Regions from separate parts of the Mus musculus genome. Here region 2 is linked to region 1. Evidence: chromatin loops called from intact Hi-C (ENCODE). Cell type or tissue: left cerebral cortex. All regions are shown on one strand.

Region 1 (8,000 bases):
GCATATGGGAAAGCTGAGGCAAGAGGATTGTTGAATTCAAGGCCAGCTTTGGAAGCATAGCAAAACCCTGTCTCCAAAAGGCAGAAAAATAAATAAATAAATAAATAAATAAATAAATAAATAAAGTAAAAGTTCAAAGATAATTCTCTCTTTTTTCTGATTATGAAGTTGACTTAAGAGATATTCAGATGATTTTCATTTGCCTGAGTTGTCTTGCAATTTGAGAATCCAAATTCTGCTGAAGCTCTTTGACTGAGCACAGTTAAAGCCTTGTCTGAAGCACAGCTGCTTTCCAAGCGCTTGCTAACTTTAACACATTTGGTAGGACCTAGATGTTCATTATTTTCTTATTCCACAAAATCTGAGGTTAGTACGTGGTTGCTGGGGAAAGCAGGGTGCTAGGGATACCATGCAGTCCTCAGTAACCCTAGCATATGCAACCAATCATGTCAAGTACAAAGACAGGGAATGTCCTTCTTGACAAATCAGAGGACTCCTCTCCTTCCAAGAACCCCACTGTTTTAGTCATTGTCATACATACATCAGTACTCCACAGCTTGGTCAATGGTAACAGCACTCTGCTGACATTGATCAATCAATGTTTTCCTAGGCTCCATCACATTTCTTTTAATGCACACACAAATGTCTGTACTTGCACACACATATGCACACGCACAATACACACATATTTCATCCTGAAATAATTTTCAGAAGTGTGTTCTCCTACAATGCACTACTTACCAACTAACCACCAAAACACCTAATCCCTACCTTGCTAAATGTGGAAACCACTGAATATAGGACTGTTTTAAGTCCTATAGTTATCATTAAACTTTATCCTTAAGTTTCTCTCAGTGTGTTCAGTCTTCTCCAAGCATAGAACTTCTTTTGACAGCCAGCAAGACACCACAAGAATGAGTAGTCTACAGAACTACTGGGTGAACACCATCCTTTTCCTAAGTTTTCCTCCCTATCTTCTCTGTGTCCTAGGATCATGACTTGAAACTGGCCTTCAATGGCAATTGTCATTATACCTCCCAGTGAATCCAACAATAGAGTTTGGAGTGCATATCCCTTCCTTCCTCTTTGACTCGGATCTAGATCCTGCAACTTGCTCAGGGATTATATCAATTATTTTTCAGACAAAGATCCATTGATCTATCATAAGACAATTTTCAAACACCCTTTACACCTCTTAACGTACCCGCATAAAAGCAATCAGAACAAGTATTGCTATTTTATTACTGCTCATAGAGATCCACGAAGAAGAAATATGGAGATTCACTTCTAATTTTTACGCCATGCTATACCTCCTAACAGTTCATATCTTCTACCTCTCAAGACTAATAGCAAACTTTCTCTAAATACAGCATGATCTCTTAACTGAACTTGGGGGTCTTCCATCAGGGCTTCCAGCATTTCCTCTTTTAATCTGTCCATAAAAAGGCTTTACTATCTATCATTCTATTACATATGTACATATGTGTGTGTGTGTGTGTGTGTGTGTGTATGGAATACTTGTGTCTATATATGTATAAGTACATATACATGTATATATGAATGTGTGTGTGTGTGTGTGTGTGTGTGTGTGTGTGTGTGAGAGAGAGAGAGAGAGAGAGAGAGAGAGAGAGAGAGAGAGAGAGAGAATGAGAGTGTTGCTTGTATAAAGAATTTGAGCCAGGCTCTGTTATTTAATCACTGACTCTATTTCCTGCCAGGATGTGATGTGGCTCATTTGTCTGTTTATTGAACACCTCTAAAACTATGCCTTTAAAATGTAAAAGAGCGATACAACAGGAAGAGGAAGGGTGATGACTGTCTCTTTGTGAAATCCAAATAACACTTGCAGTTAGCTGAGGCTTCTACCCAGCCTTCAGTGCTCAATGAGATGCAGCATATAATTCAGAGAATATTAAAATCATAGGCATTGGCTCTCCAAATATCTAACAATACATGAAAATACTGTTTGTATTTTACCCACACTGTTCCCAGGAGAGGACCCTGAATGCCAGCTTGTTAAAGAATCATCTTATTCAAAGAATATGAGCAAGTCAAAGTGAATGTCCATTGCCATGGCACTTTTACAAAATACAACCTGTCATTAGACTTTGGGAGACTATTTTTGCTGTTATAACAGATAAAAGAAAAATTATAAACACTCCTTCTCATTATCCCAGAATGGTTCCCTCTCTTTTATGATTAACAATGCCTTCATTTTACATCATTTAGAGATTTTAGGAAGAGATTGGATAGGTAAGGGAGAGAAAGAATGGTATGGTAGATGTAACAAATATGTCTGGTTTGTCATACTTTAACATCAAACACGGACCAAACCACAATGTTCCCAGGAAGCAGCTAAATTAATTCACACACAAGAATCCACTCTACTTTATGTGTTTCTTTATATAATCAAAGCATAGTCCAGGCTATCCCTCTCACCAACCTGGGGATGGCACCTCCTTCCCTAGTATAATTGAGTACACCTTACATGTAAGATTCCAATAAAGCCCAGCAGGTAATGTATCAGCTTTAACCAACATCTTCTATAGGCATGAATCCCATACTTACTCATGATATTTTTCTATGTAAAGCATACTTGAGGGCAAAGCCACGTTTTAATCAGTTTTCTTTTAGAACACTAAAGAGAACACTTGCCTTGGTAGTGAATTCTATTCTGGCTATTACATATACAAACATGAAAAAATCAGAAATCAGAGTCCTAGATCATCAATAAGTTTGAGATTAGCAGTAGGGTCCGGTTCATTAGATACACATCACATAGTGCAAAGAGATAGATGGTACAATAAAGGCATGTACAGATAGAGGGGAAAATAGTTGTTAGCCAATCTACATGAGGAAATAAGCCTCAAAGATGGCAGCAGTGAGGCTTGTGCTAAATTCAGAAAGAGTGGGAGGTGGCCTAAGAATGTAGTAGAAAGGGTGTTTTAGTTGAATAAAAAGCAAGGAAATAAGGCAAAACTGGATGCAGGGGTTGGGTGTAGTGGGTATACTCAAAAGACTGAGGCAGGAGACTCACTTGAGTCATGAGCAGATGTTCACAATGTGATGTGGGCGGAAGCACACACACTAAGAAGGAGAGAGAGTAGCTTTAGGCCCACAAGCCAGCTAGGTAAGTTAGAGCCACTGTTATAGTAGTGTGTGGCTTATTCTTAAGACATCTGGTCACTAGGAAAAGTAAAGAGAGGTGTGATAATCCAATTTGGGGTGTTAAGAACGATGAAAAATGATGAAGAAACAAAAGGCTAAAGTAAAGAGACGGTGGCGAAGCAACACTGTCCTCTGCTTAAAGCCCTGAAACCATGCTTGCCTGGCTACAGCTCACAGCAGCTACAGGCACAAAAACAGTGACTGCAAACTGGTACAACTATGGCCGAAACATTTCCGATGTTGTGATGGTCTTGAGTCTATGTGTATGCATATCTGGAGTGCCAACCATATGCAAAACGACAACAGTTAAGTTCCCACTCAGAGGAGTTGGTCAGAGAGATGAGACCCAGGGTTCGGGGACCTGATGGAAAGGGTCAGAGAAGTTGTATTTTTCTGTGCTCTGCTGCTAGTGCCAAGACTTAGTGGCAAAATAATAGGTCTGTAATAGCTCTGAGCGTTTCACTTCTTGTGAAAACACCAGTCAATCTCCCATTTGAAAACTAAGACATTAAAAAAACCATATAGACACATGAGAAGCTCTTGACAGATAGAAGAACACCATCGTTTTCATCTGACAAATTTAAAGTAAATTGTTTAATCAAGTTTGACTCCAAAATTTTTTTCCCAGAATGTATTTCCAGAAAGCTTTCTGTTCTTCAGAGCACAGAAGGAAAATGAAGCAGCCTCAGTCCAAAAACAAATCACACTTAGAGCCATGATTTGCTGCATTGTTTTCAAGTAGAACCACAATCTTGAAAAAGAAAAAGAAAAAGAAAAAAAAGGAAAAGAAAAAGAAAAAGAGCCTAGAGTATGGAGTAGAGCACTATTGAGCCTTAAAAAGGCAATTCTGCTACCATAACATGAATGATTCTGGTGGTTATTATACTAGGTGAATTAAGCCAGTCATAAAAAACTAGAAAACGGGGGATAGAGGAGGGAGGGAGGGAGGGAGGGAGGGAGGGAGGGAGGGAGGGAGGGAGGGGAAACTCTGCTGTGTCTGTGGAGTCTACATCCATAGATACAAATGCTTCAGAGTTAACATACTTGGGAAAGGTACTGCCTCTGTGTTAAATCATCAGACCTTCTTCTTGTCATCAGTTGCTAAACAATGCAGTATAACAACTATTTATATTTTATATATGAGATGAACATCATAGATTTTTTTCCATTAGGGGGCAATTCCTATAAACAATCCCACCTAAATATCAAAGGATGACTACATTGTCTAATTCTATTTATTCTGTGGAGCTAGGAGTCCAAGCCTAACATTAAAGCACAATCCAAGCTATCTTCTTATCTATGTTATCTATATCTGCCTCAGTCTTAGGTGAAATAGCTCTATAAAAGATAATTTACTGATTCCATGAAGCCCTTCTTCAAATCTGGCTAATATTAAAGTAGTGCTGGCCTTAATGCTGTAAGATTCATTCGTTACTTACATCACTAGCTACACTAGTGCTAAAGAATAATGCACGTTTTAAAAATCATATGGGCTCCCCTAACTTACAGAAGGGCAGAGGGGATACATGTAGACTTGTTTGAGGACTGAGGACGTAGCGCAATCCCTAAAGTGCTTGTTGTGTAAGCAGGAGACCCTGAGGTCGACCCTCAGAGCTCACAGAGAAAGCCTGGTGGGGTTGTGCACACTTGTAATCCCAGTACTGGGGAGGCAGAAAACCAGGGGCTCACTGGCCAGCCAGTCTTGTTTAATCAGTAAGCTCCACATCCCTCTGAAATGCTGCCTCGAAAGCAAGGTGAACATCAATCCTAAGAAACAACACAGGAACTAGACCCCTGGTCTCAAGACACCCATGCACAATCATGTAGACACACAAAATATTTTAAAAGCCTTTCTGGTATTATTTTTAGATATTGCTTTGTACTATGAAAAATGAATTTAGGTCATATATGGATTGAAAATGGGAGTTTCCTGGTGGGGATGTACACAACGGACATGTCTTCTGTGTACATAGTAGCATACTTAGGAAGGTGACTTCAATATATCTCAAGAATAGAAATCCCAGTGGGGCATGTTGGAAACATGTCTGCAATTCTAACATTTGGGAGGTTGATGGAGGAGGATGGTAAGCTTGGGGCTAGCTAGAGCTACACAGAGTTAAAAGAAACACTGGGGGTGTAGAGAAGGCTCATCAACTAAAAGTGTACACTGCTCTTGTAAGAGGACCTGAGTTTGATTCCCAGAACTGATATCTGGTAACTCCCAATAAGTATAGCCCCAAGGGTATCTAATGCCTCACAGGTACCAGTAGTTACATGCATGTGCTGCGCACACACACACACACACACACACACACACACACACTTAAACACAGTAAAGTAAGTCATTAAAAATAACAAGGTACTGGAGATATGGTTCAGCAGTAAAGAGCAATAGTGGCTGCTCTTCCAAAGGACCCAGGTTGGATTCCCAGCACCTACAAGGTGGCTTAAAACATCTGTAATTCCAGTTTCAGAGGATCCAATATCTTCTGGTCTCTGTAGGTGCCAGGCACACATTGGTGCATATACATACAAGAAGGCAAAATGCCTATACACATAATTAAATACAAATAAAAATAGAAGAAACATCAAAATAAATAGTCAAGAAAAATGAAGGTTCTGTAAAGAGAGGTCGACTTAACTTAAAATCTGGGCATTCTAGTCATAAGTGAACAGGACATATTCAACAACGGGGCAAATCAAACCCATATTTTGTGCCTTCCCAGGAAAATGTCTTAGGTGGCAAAGACAGAAGTGCCCTCCCATGCCTGAGGAGCTCTCATTGTTCACAACCTTGGCTTTCTGACTACTTCTTTCTGTTTGTTTCATTAACTAGGATGATGACATGATGGGGGAGGGCTGCCCTGGGCAACCCTAAATCCTTCCAAGTGCCCCAGGCATTAGATAAGCTTAATATAATTAATACCTTTGTCAAACAGCCATTTACCATCCATCAGAAAATAGTCATAAAGTGGTGTTAGGGACATAATAATGAAACAAATAAACCAATCCTTTCTTTTGGCATCTAGTGGTAAGTTTTATACTGAGGAGAAATGGTCTCTAAAAGCAACTTCACTGGCTATGTGATCTTGGGCAAATTACTTCACTTCTCCATGTGCCAGTTTCCTCTTTTAAAACGAAGCCAATGATAAAAATGTTATGGATTTTTCTAGAAGGATACAATGACAGGTGTGTAACGTGCTTATGGTTAGATTTTGCTGAATTAAAAACTCAGTCTGGCCATACAGACTGCTCAAGAGCTAAACAGCTTGCCACACAAGTTCAAAGACTTAAGTTCTGATCCCAGAAACCCACATTAAATGCCTGGAAAGCTGGCAGTACTAGTCTCAGAAGGGGCAGATAGTGGTCCCCAGAGCAAGCCTCCTAGTAAGACTAACCATATTGGTGAGGTAGTTTGTTTGAGAGACACTGCCTCAATGAAGAAATTAAAGATCAATAGAAGATGATTCCCAACAGCAGCCTCGGGCTTCTACATGCATGTTCACACATGTGCACAAATACGTTCATACAAATATGTTTATACATATAGACACACACACATGAAAAATGGAAAAACCAATCATCAGAATACCTTTATGTGAATTCAACTTTGAAAGAGTGCTCTATTAGACAGTTTTTTCTCATAGTAGGCTAGCCACCCGTTCCTTTGCTTGGGGGTTAGAAAACAGCTTTTAGAAGACAGCCACAGAGCAAAGACAAGCCTAGAGGACACGGATAAATCTGGATGCTGGGAAGGGATTAAAAGTAGTATCTATTGGTACAGAGCTGCTGCTGGGAGATTAGTACAGGAGAGAGGAACTGAGGTGGGTCAAAGCCCACAACCCACAGACAATTCCTGTCAATAAAGGTGGCCCCTCCAGTGAGTGCTCAGAACAACATCCCAGAGGACCCTCCAAGTGTGTGTCCATGCCAGCTGCTTCTGGCTGCATCCAAACTGTTATCTACTGTTGATGATGGGAAAACAACAAGGCGTGTGTCTGGGGAAAACGGCCTGTTGTCTGAGAACAGAAAGCCTTTTATTGAGAGTTTTGGTACTCAGGAGCAAACACACCACCATAGAAAACTATCCCAAGCGATCTTTTTCAAAGTTTGGCACCCATTCTGTAATGGATGAGGAAATTCTAAATTACTGGACCAAACAGATACTCCTCCCAAGGTAACGGGCCAAATGAGACCACACACTCACATCGTACAGATTTTTAAAGCCACTTGGAAACTACTAGCAGATACTTAACACAAACCCTTGAATTCATAATCCTCTACCTGGATTGGCCATGCCTCACGCCAAAAGCCACACTGAAAGGCTTCTTTCAAGATTATCGAGGAGGCTGGTGAGATAGCTCAGTGGTAAAGCTGTCTGCTGCCATTCCTGATGACTGATGACTGAGTTCCACCTCCAAGACACATATAGTGGAAGGAGAGGACTGACTCCAGCAAGTCATCTACATGTGCACACATGCATGTGTATAAACACATGCGCACACACGCGCAAATGCACGCACACATATACACACACATGAGACAGAGAGAGACAGAGAGGGCATCAGCTAGAAAGTGCTGGAACACTTTCCAGATCGTATGCAGGATATCAGAAACTCAACAAAGCTTTTAAGCAATGCAGACTACTGTGTAACTCACCAGGCCCTGATTGTTGTCAAGGAAGCATTTTATCCTGACTTGTAATGTAGAAAATGTCAATATAACATTGATGGATCTACAGCCTTAAAACAGAACCTTGAAGGCCAGTGTGACCAAACCTGACCACATGAGTTTTACATGCTAGAAGGAGAGAACATACTCCTTCAAGTTGT
Region 2 (8,000 bases), 77 kb before region 1:
GCTTCTGAAAGCCAAGAGGCAGGATGGTTTGCCATTCTTATGGGTAGGTGAGAGGTACATGAGTGGGGGGTGGGGGGAGTGGGGAGTGGGGGTGGGGGGTGGAGCTGTTGATGATGTTTGCTTCTTCATTAATCGCAGGGACCTCAAAACGTGGCTGCTTCAGAACAGGTGGTTTCATGATGTATCCTGATTAGTGTCAATCTTGGAGCTGCTGTGTACTTCTTTTGAGTGAACACCAGAAGTTCATCAAATGAGAGCCCATCTTAAGGGACTAAAGATGACTCTATTGCCCATAATGTGCTCAGGATATCTTACTTCCCTGTTATTAGAAGCCTTGACCATTTTATTCTTTTATATACATTTGTTTTTCTTTTGGATATAGCTTTCAGCCTTTTAGTTTATTTTACATATTTGTGGGAAGCATGCATGTATGCATATGTGTGGGTGTATATGTGTGTTATGCATGCATGTGTGGATATGTACCCATGGAGGTTGATGATATTGGGTATCTTCCTAGATCACGTCAGATTTATTTATTTGCCCATTTATTCATTCATGTTTTTATTTGGAGATGGGGTCTCACTATGTAGCCCCGAATGACCTGTAGCTCACAGACATATGCTTGGCTCTGCCTCCTGAATGCTAGGATTAAAGACATGTACCACCACACCCAACACCTCCCACTGAACCTGGAGCTCATCAAGTCAGCTAAACTGATTAGCCAATGAGTTCCAGGGATTTACCAGTTTGTTTCCTTGGCACTGGAATTAAAGATACACATACCACTGCTCAGGTTTTACATGAGTCCTGGGGGGTCTGAGCTCAGGTCCTCTTGCTTGTACACAGGCACTTTACTGAATGAGCAATAAATCACTGTAGTGATTTAAATTTTTAAAATGATTTTTTTACAGACAGGTATAACATTTATTATCACATTATTACCACTCAAACCCAGCAACAATTGAAATATGATTGTAGGTATATTCCCTTATGATTTATTTTTTTAATGTGCCATATAACATATTTTGTCAAGTTCCTTCCTCTTCCCCAATTCCTCCCATCCTTTCTTTCCCTACCCAATAAACTTACTTTAAAAAAAAAAACTTTATTTTTAAGTTGGAGAGGTAGAACATATGATCAAAATATATGAAGAAAAACTAAATAAAATGAAATCAACACTTTATACAGGCAAACAGTAATTGTTTATATTTAAAAGGTGCAATGTGATGTTTTAATACCTGTATCCACACAGGCTGATCAAATCAGGTCAGTTAGCATATCTATCACCTCAAATATTTATTATCTCTTTGTGGTAAAAACACCTAGCCATCCTTTCTTTTAGTTGTTTTGAAATATATAACACATTATTGTTGTCATTACCATATTGTGTGGCAAATCACCAAGTCTTATTCCTCTTATCTAACTAAATGTCCCTTTTGTCTCCTCTGCCCATCCAGCACTCCACCAGTTGCTGGTAATCCTTTTCTACTCCTAAGAATGTGACACTTTCAAACTCCACATGGAAGTGAGATTGTACAGGGTTTTTTCTTTGTGTTCCCAACTTAGATAGTTCACCTGCCATACCATGAAATTTTGAAAAATACTCAGATCCTCTGAGGAATAGCACAGGATAAAATTGTTTTAAGATAAAATTAAAATTAAGTTTTAAGATTAAAGGTATAGATTTTAAGTCTTCATGTGCATGAAAGCCAGCTCTGAGTCACAGAAACAGTCTGCAATAAATGGGTTCCATGTATTGTTGTATTGTTTACAATGAAGAAAAACTGAAAAAAAATCCCACCAATGGGATATTTTAGACCTAGGAAACATTTGAATAGACTGTGACATTTAATGGGCTTTTATGAGGCATTTAAATGGCACTTACAAACAGGTTTAGTCTGACCAGAACAAATGCTTATATTACAATGGAGAGAGCAAAGGCAGAGAGCAGTGACACACACAGCAATATGCATACACCCACACGCCTCCCTTAGGTGGTGGGAAGAGGAATTCTTTTCTTAAGATTGGAGGAATATTTATGGTAGTTATTCCTGGGAAGTCTGATGAGTGATTTTCATCACCTAGTGCAGTACCAAAAAAATACCCATGGAATCCAGGAGCAGTGGCCAAATTTTCTGAAATGGGAATGTCTTTCTTTTTTTTTTTTTTTTTTTTTTTTTTGGTTTTTTGAGACAGGGCCTCTCTGTATAGCCCTGGCTGTCCTGGAACTCACTTTGTAGACCAGGCTGGCCTCGAACTCAGAAATCTGCCTGTATCTGCCTCCCGAGTGCTGGGATTAAAGGCGTGCGCCACCACGCCTGGCTGGGAATGTCTTATACATCTGTACAATAGATGCATTTTCCCCGAGTCATAAAGATTTATGATATTCTATAGGATGGCACCTGGGTAAGATTGACAAAAACAAGCTGAATCATACAAAGAAAAAATATGGACAAGGATTTTTTTAAAAAAATGTGAATTTTATTTATCTTCAGAAAAAGCTTATTGGGGATTTTTCCCTTCCAATGATTAAGATTTATTTTACTTTTTATTCACATGTGTGTTTGTCTGTGTGAGTTTATGTTATGTATGTGTAGGAACCCAAGGATACCATCGGATTGCCTGGTGCTAGAGATTTAGGCAATTGTGAGCCACATAACATGGGTGCTGGGAACTGAACTCAGGCCCTCTGAAAGAATAGCAGGTACACCTAAGTGCTGAGCCATCTCTCTAGTCCCTTTTTCTTTTATTTACATTTTGCATTTATTATAGGGCTGGAGAGATGGCTTAGCATTTAAGAGGACTTACTGCTGTTGTAAAGGACCTGGATTTGGTTCCCAGGACCCACACATTGGCTCAAACCATCCATAACTCCAATTTTAGGGGATCCAATCTTACCTCTTCTGACATCCACATGCACTCAGAGCATATCCATACACGTGGGCAAAACATGCACATAAGTAAAATAAAATAAATAAATTTAAAAGTGAAGTTTCCTTTGCCAATAGTGATTAAAGACATACACAATACAGCCAACAGTACTGTCATAGTAAATGGAGGTACAGCATGGTTTTTGCCCAACAAACTCTAATAAGTTGCTTGAACACAGGTAGCCAAATGTAGCCATCTCTTCTGGAAATCAGTCAAGTTGTGTAAAATTATGAATCCTATACTTACAGGCCCAAGCCAGGAGTACTACATCTGAACTCACTTCTAATTGCCTGTATGATCTCGGCCAGGTTACTTAATCTCTCCTAAACGTTGTGCATGACTGCAGAGCTAGTTTGGGCAGGATTACCATCCCCCCAAGGGACCATCAAGAGTTCTTTTACTTTTCCTATTTTCATTATAATTATTAAAACAGGGTGTAAGGCTAATTATTAAGCAACAGGCAGTTGAATCTCTTTACATTGTGGAGTTGATTTTGTTGTTTTATTTTTTATTAAGAAGCCCATATGTGCATATTGCACGGACATCATTCCCCCTTCCCTCTTCTACTTTCTCTAACTCCTTCCATGTCCCCCTCTTGGTCCCTAATTTAAACATTAGAAATGTTCGAAATTACAACAGGAGTCACGGGGAAGATGGTCCTATGAGTTGTCCTCAAACTCTCAGACTTTTATTCTCTCCTTTGCCTTCAAATCTCCATGTCTCAAGGTTTGGAATGATGTCCTTTCCTACTCCACTGGAATAAAAGTGACTCATTCAGAGACCCATCTTTTGTTTTCTCTTGGTTCTTGCAGGCCACATCTCTATTTCTGCGCCCATCACAATATTTGATAATGTATAAACCTAGAGATCCTTACTTATTATTCAAAAGAGAATTTTAAATGTTTATTTATATTTATATGTGTATATGTGTATAATTGTGGGAGTAGATACTGGATATGTGTGTATTCCCATAGAGGTCAGAAGATGGTGTAAGATCCTGTAGGGCTGGAGTGACAGGTAGTTCTGAGCTGTCTGACATGAACACTGGGATTTGAACTTGGGTCCTTTGGAGGAAAAGTCAGTGGTTTTAAACTACTACGCCAGTTCTCTAGGCCATATAGAAGAAAATCCTATCATGTCTTCCTCCTAGTACCTAGTGCCTTCTACAACTATAATAAGATAAATGTCTTATTGTTTATACTAGTCAGCCTATAGTATTTTGTTACAGTAACCTGAGAAAAGTAATATAACATGAAGCCTAAAGAACAGAACACAATCTACCACAGAGGTCAGCAATGGGGAACTTTTGCTGTAAAGGTTATTTGGGGTTCATAACCACTAGAAATATAGAGTAAATCACAAATGAAAAATTCCTTTGCAATTTTCATATAGCGACTAGAGGCTCTATCCCCAGTTTTAGGACCTCCATTCTGATGGTTTGATAAAAAGAAAAAAAGATATTATGTTCTAGTGGTCAGGGTGGCTTCTTTTCAAATGGCACTTGGTATGATATGTAGTGAACTCTTGCCAGGTAGGACTTCTGCCTAAGGGGACAGATAGTATTATGTTTCTGAGATTCATCTGCAGGCTCTATCGGCTGAAGCATGAGGAACCACCCCAAAGAAATAGAAACTAACCATTCCCAAGTGACTCTTCCCCAGATTCTAGAATACAGACCGCACTTGTATAAGGAGGCAGGGATACTGGCTCTTCCTTCCAATTGAGCTTTCTGATCCCTCATGCCAAGAGCTAGACACAGGCTTTAGTTGAAATGCTCTTCTATCTAGGGCCAGAAGCAAGCCTATTTTGAAAACACAGTAGGTGTAGTTTAAAAAAAGTTCTGATCCTTCCAAGTAGGGAAGCTGCAGCTGGTGTTTTGACAGTGCTCAGACTGTGGGTGTGTAAGCATTTTACAATGTCTATTTGTAAATGCCTTTCACTATATTTATAGCTTCTTTACAACAATGCTAATGAATTTCAGTTCTGAAAAATAGAAGAATTTCTGAAATTTACTGAAGCACATGTCTATAGTGGCTGACACCCAATGAGTATGCAGCTCTATGGTCTCCATTCTGACACAGTCTGTTCAATACAAGGATACCATTATTTTTTTCAGAAAGGGTATTACTGAACTCTAAAGAAAAAGAGAAAAAGAGCTTACCCTTTCATCATTTACTGGCTCCTGTCAGAGTTTTTTTCTTCTGTTAAGTTTCTATTCCTACAACAATTAAATAAAAGGAGAACCCAGGAGAAGGTTGGCTATCCATAGCACCCAAAGAACAAGGCTGCCAGGCTCACGCTTCTTCCTTCTAAGGGTCCCTTGTGGAAGAGGGTACAGAAAGGTTGTAAGATCCAGAGGTGGTGGATGACTACAAGGGAACAGTGTTTTCCTGGCATAGCAGGGCAGGCACATATATGAACTCACAGCTGTTGTGATAATATGTGTGAGAGTCAAGCCAAACCAAATCCTAGCAAGGAGGGTTAGTTGGACATGAAGCCCCACCCCTAGCTGAGCAGTTGCTGGCACTTGATAGATTCTAGGAGAGGATGTGTCAGCTTTCTTTAAGAGTGTGGCCCCTGGTAGGTTGACCACACTCCAGTGAGAGGTCACTCATCCAAGAGTATATGAGCAGCACAAATTGGACTTAATGGGCTAAAAACCATGGGGCACAAAATGGAATAGAGAAGGGAGATGGATCTGAGAAGAGTTAAGGAGGGAAGTGAATAAATATAATCAAAACACACTGTACAACATTCCCAAAGGACTAATAAAAATGAAAAGAAAATATGGAGTTAAAAAGAAATTTAAATTTGAAATCAAAATGATTCTATTCTCATATATTTTTCTTGGAAGTTTTAGTTTGACCCTTGCTTGACAGTTAACTAGATATCACATAGGTCCCCTTGCTTTCCAACAGACAGGGGTCTGAGCAGGGAGAAAATAGGTCCTAAGATCCCATGAAAATAACAGCAGCAGCTACTGCTTGTGCAATGACAATTACCTACTATATACTGAGGCAGAATCCTTCATGCATGAAGCATTCCACCCCCACTACCTGTCAGGAAGCCATTCACTATGCCTTGAGGGTCCCTTGCAGTGGTAGAGTGGTCACCCCTACTACTAAGAGTGCTGTCATGGGCAGTTTCCAGCTTTCAGTCCTTCTAGAGATAGCCTTGGCTACAGAGCCTCACTAGCCAACATGGGACAACTCAACTGGGCTATTCTAGCTACAGAACTCCTCGTGGATCTCACAGATACTTGCTGAACCAGAATCACAACTTAACTTTCCCTCTTCCCAGTCCTGCTTCTACGATCATGGAGCCCTACAACACATCTTCACATTCTGCAGGAACGGTCTGATTCCTGAGGAACTGTCCTTATGATAGCTTGCTTTTCATTATATGGCAAAAGGAAGTGAGGCTAAGTGAGGCTAAGTCGCTTGCCAATTTAAAGTCACCAAAGTACTAAAGTGACAGGATCTAGATTTGGATCCGCTAAGTCTAATTGCAGAGACCAAGAGCACTTCTTTGAGATGACTTATTTATTCACTCACTTATTTTTGACATAGGATCTCATGTAGCCCAGGTTGGCTTAGAACTTTCTATACAAGAATAACCTTGAAATTCTGAGCCTGGTGGAGCCACTAAGGCTGTTTGATTATTCATCCTCTTGTCTTCCTAGCAGAGAATCTGGTCTGTGGACAGCAGGTCATCACTCACATCAGGCCATCTGTGTCACCCTAGTTCACTCCTAGCTGGGTAGATAGTTATTGTTTCCCAAGTTAAGAAGGACCAATAATAAAAAATGTACTCAGTGTGACCCACTCATCCCCTTTGGATCTAGGACATAACATAGGGCTCGTGTATAGAGGAAGATGTGGAAGATGCACAACAGTGTGCAACCCTTGAGAACATGAACTCAGCCAGTGGCGTGGCCTAATTTAGCCCAAGCTGGGACAGTTAAGCCAAGGCATGTGGGATGGAAACAGCGCTGAAGTGCAAAGAAAGCCAAAGGGAGTACACTAACAAATCTATGACAGCATTACCAGCAGCATGACAGAAAGCTACCAAGCAGACACCAATCCTCTAGAGCTATGTGGGGATGAAGCAAGAAAGAGCAGTTCCCACAGACCAAGATTCTAAGTTTGTATGGTGACTGCATTAGCAGCCCCCAATCCTCAAAACGATATGCTACCATGATACACATCTTTCAGCTTTAGATACCTAAAAATATTATGAGGTAGTGGGGAGAGTTGAGAAGGAATAGAGTATCTTTAAAAGCCCTGTTTCCCAAGTGCAGGCAACTACTAAGGCACACAGGATGAGTCTTCTAATTGTCACTACCTCTCATTCCACCTGGGAGCTGGTACTTCATACAGATGGCTACACCCATCAAATGTGAGATCACAGAGAAACTGCTTGAGTTACCCTCTCTTTTTTCTTTCTTCCAACCAGGAAATCTTATCCATTATCCCTTTCTAGTGTAAAACCTGTACATACTCCTCACTCATCCCGACAACATCTCGGTCCAGTGATGCCCCTAAGATCTAAAAGCTGGTTAGTTTATCTCAACTTGACACAAACCTAGACATACCTAGGAAGAGGGGATCTCAACTGTGGAACTGTCTTCATCAGATTGGCCTGCAGGCAAATCTGTGGAGGCATTTCCTTAGTTAACGATTGATGGGAGAGGGGGCGGCTCACTATAGTCAGGACCACTTATGGGCAGGTGGTCCTGGATACTGTAAGAAAGGAAGGTGAGTGAGCACTGGGAGGCAAGCCAGTAAGCAGCATTCTCTTGATCTCTGCTATAATTCCTGCCTCCCGGTTCCTGCCTGGGCTTCCCTTCATGATGGACCTTTAAGCCAAATAAACTCGTTCCTCCTCAAGTTGACCTTGTTCAGTGTTATATCATAGCAACAGAAAGCAAACTAGGACAGCAAGTGAACTCATTTCCCCTCCTCTCCTTGCTCCCTGCTTCATATCTCAGACCTCAGCTTTGACTGTGAACCGGGCAGGGAACACCCAGCTCAATTTCCCACTTTGTTACAGGCTTGCTTGTTCCTGTG

The links. Peaks named below come from ENCODE experiments on the same cell type or tissue, not always from the same donor. Only the 100,000 strongest peaks of a DNase experiment are listed, where the experiment ranks them.
Region 2: it touches region 1 in a loop (11-fold over the local background); 2 of 42 quality-filtered maps call a loop at or near these places.

What each region holds. Positions count from the first base shown.
Region 1 is chrX:159,852,075-159,860,074 of GRCm38, reverse strand. All of the region lies in intron 6 of Sh3kbp1 (SH3-domain kinase binding protein 1), which reads right to left. Among named protein-coding and RNA genes, the nearest start is that of Map3k15, 130 kb to the left of the region's middle. In left cerebral cortex, no CTCF peak of the experiment used is centred here; a DNase peak (open chromatin) is centred at 3,033.
Region 2 is chrX:159,929,004-159,937,003 of GRCm38, reverse strand. The region is part of intron 12 of Sh3kbp1 (SH3-domain kinase binding protein 1); the gene reads right to left. Among named protein-coding and RNA genes, the nearest start is that of Map3k15, 55 kb to the left of the region's middle. In left cerebral cortex, no CTCF peak of the experiment used is centred here; DNase peaks (open chromatin) are centred at 1,985 and 4,788.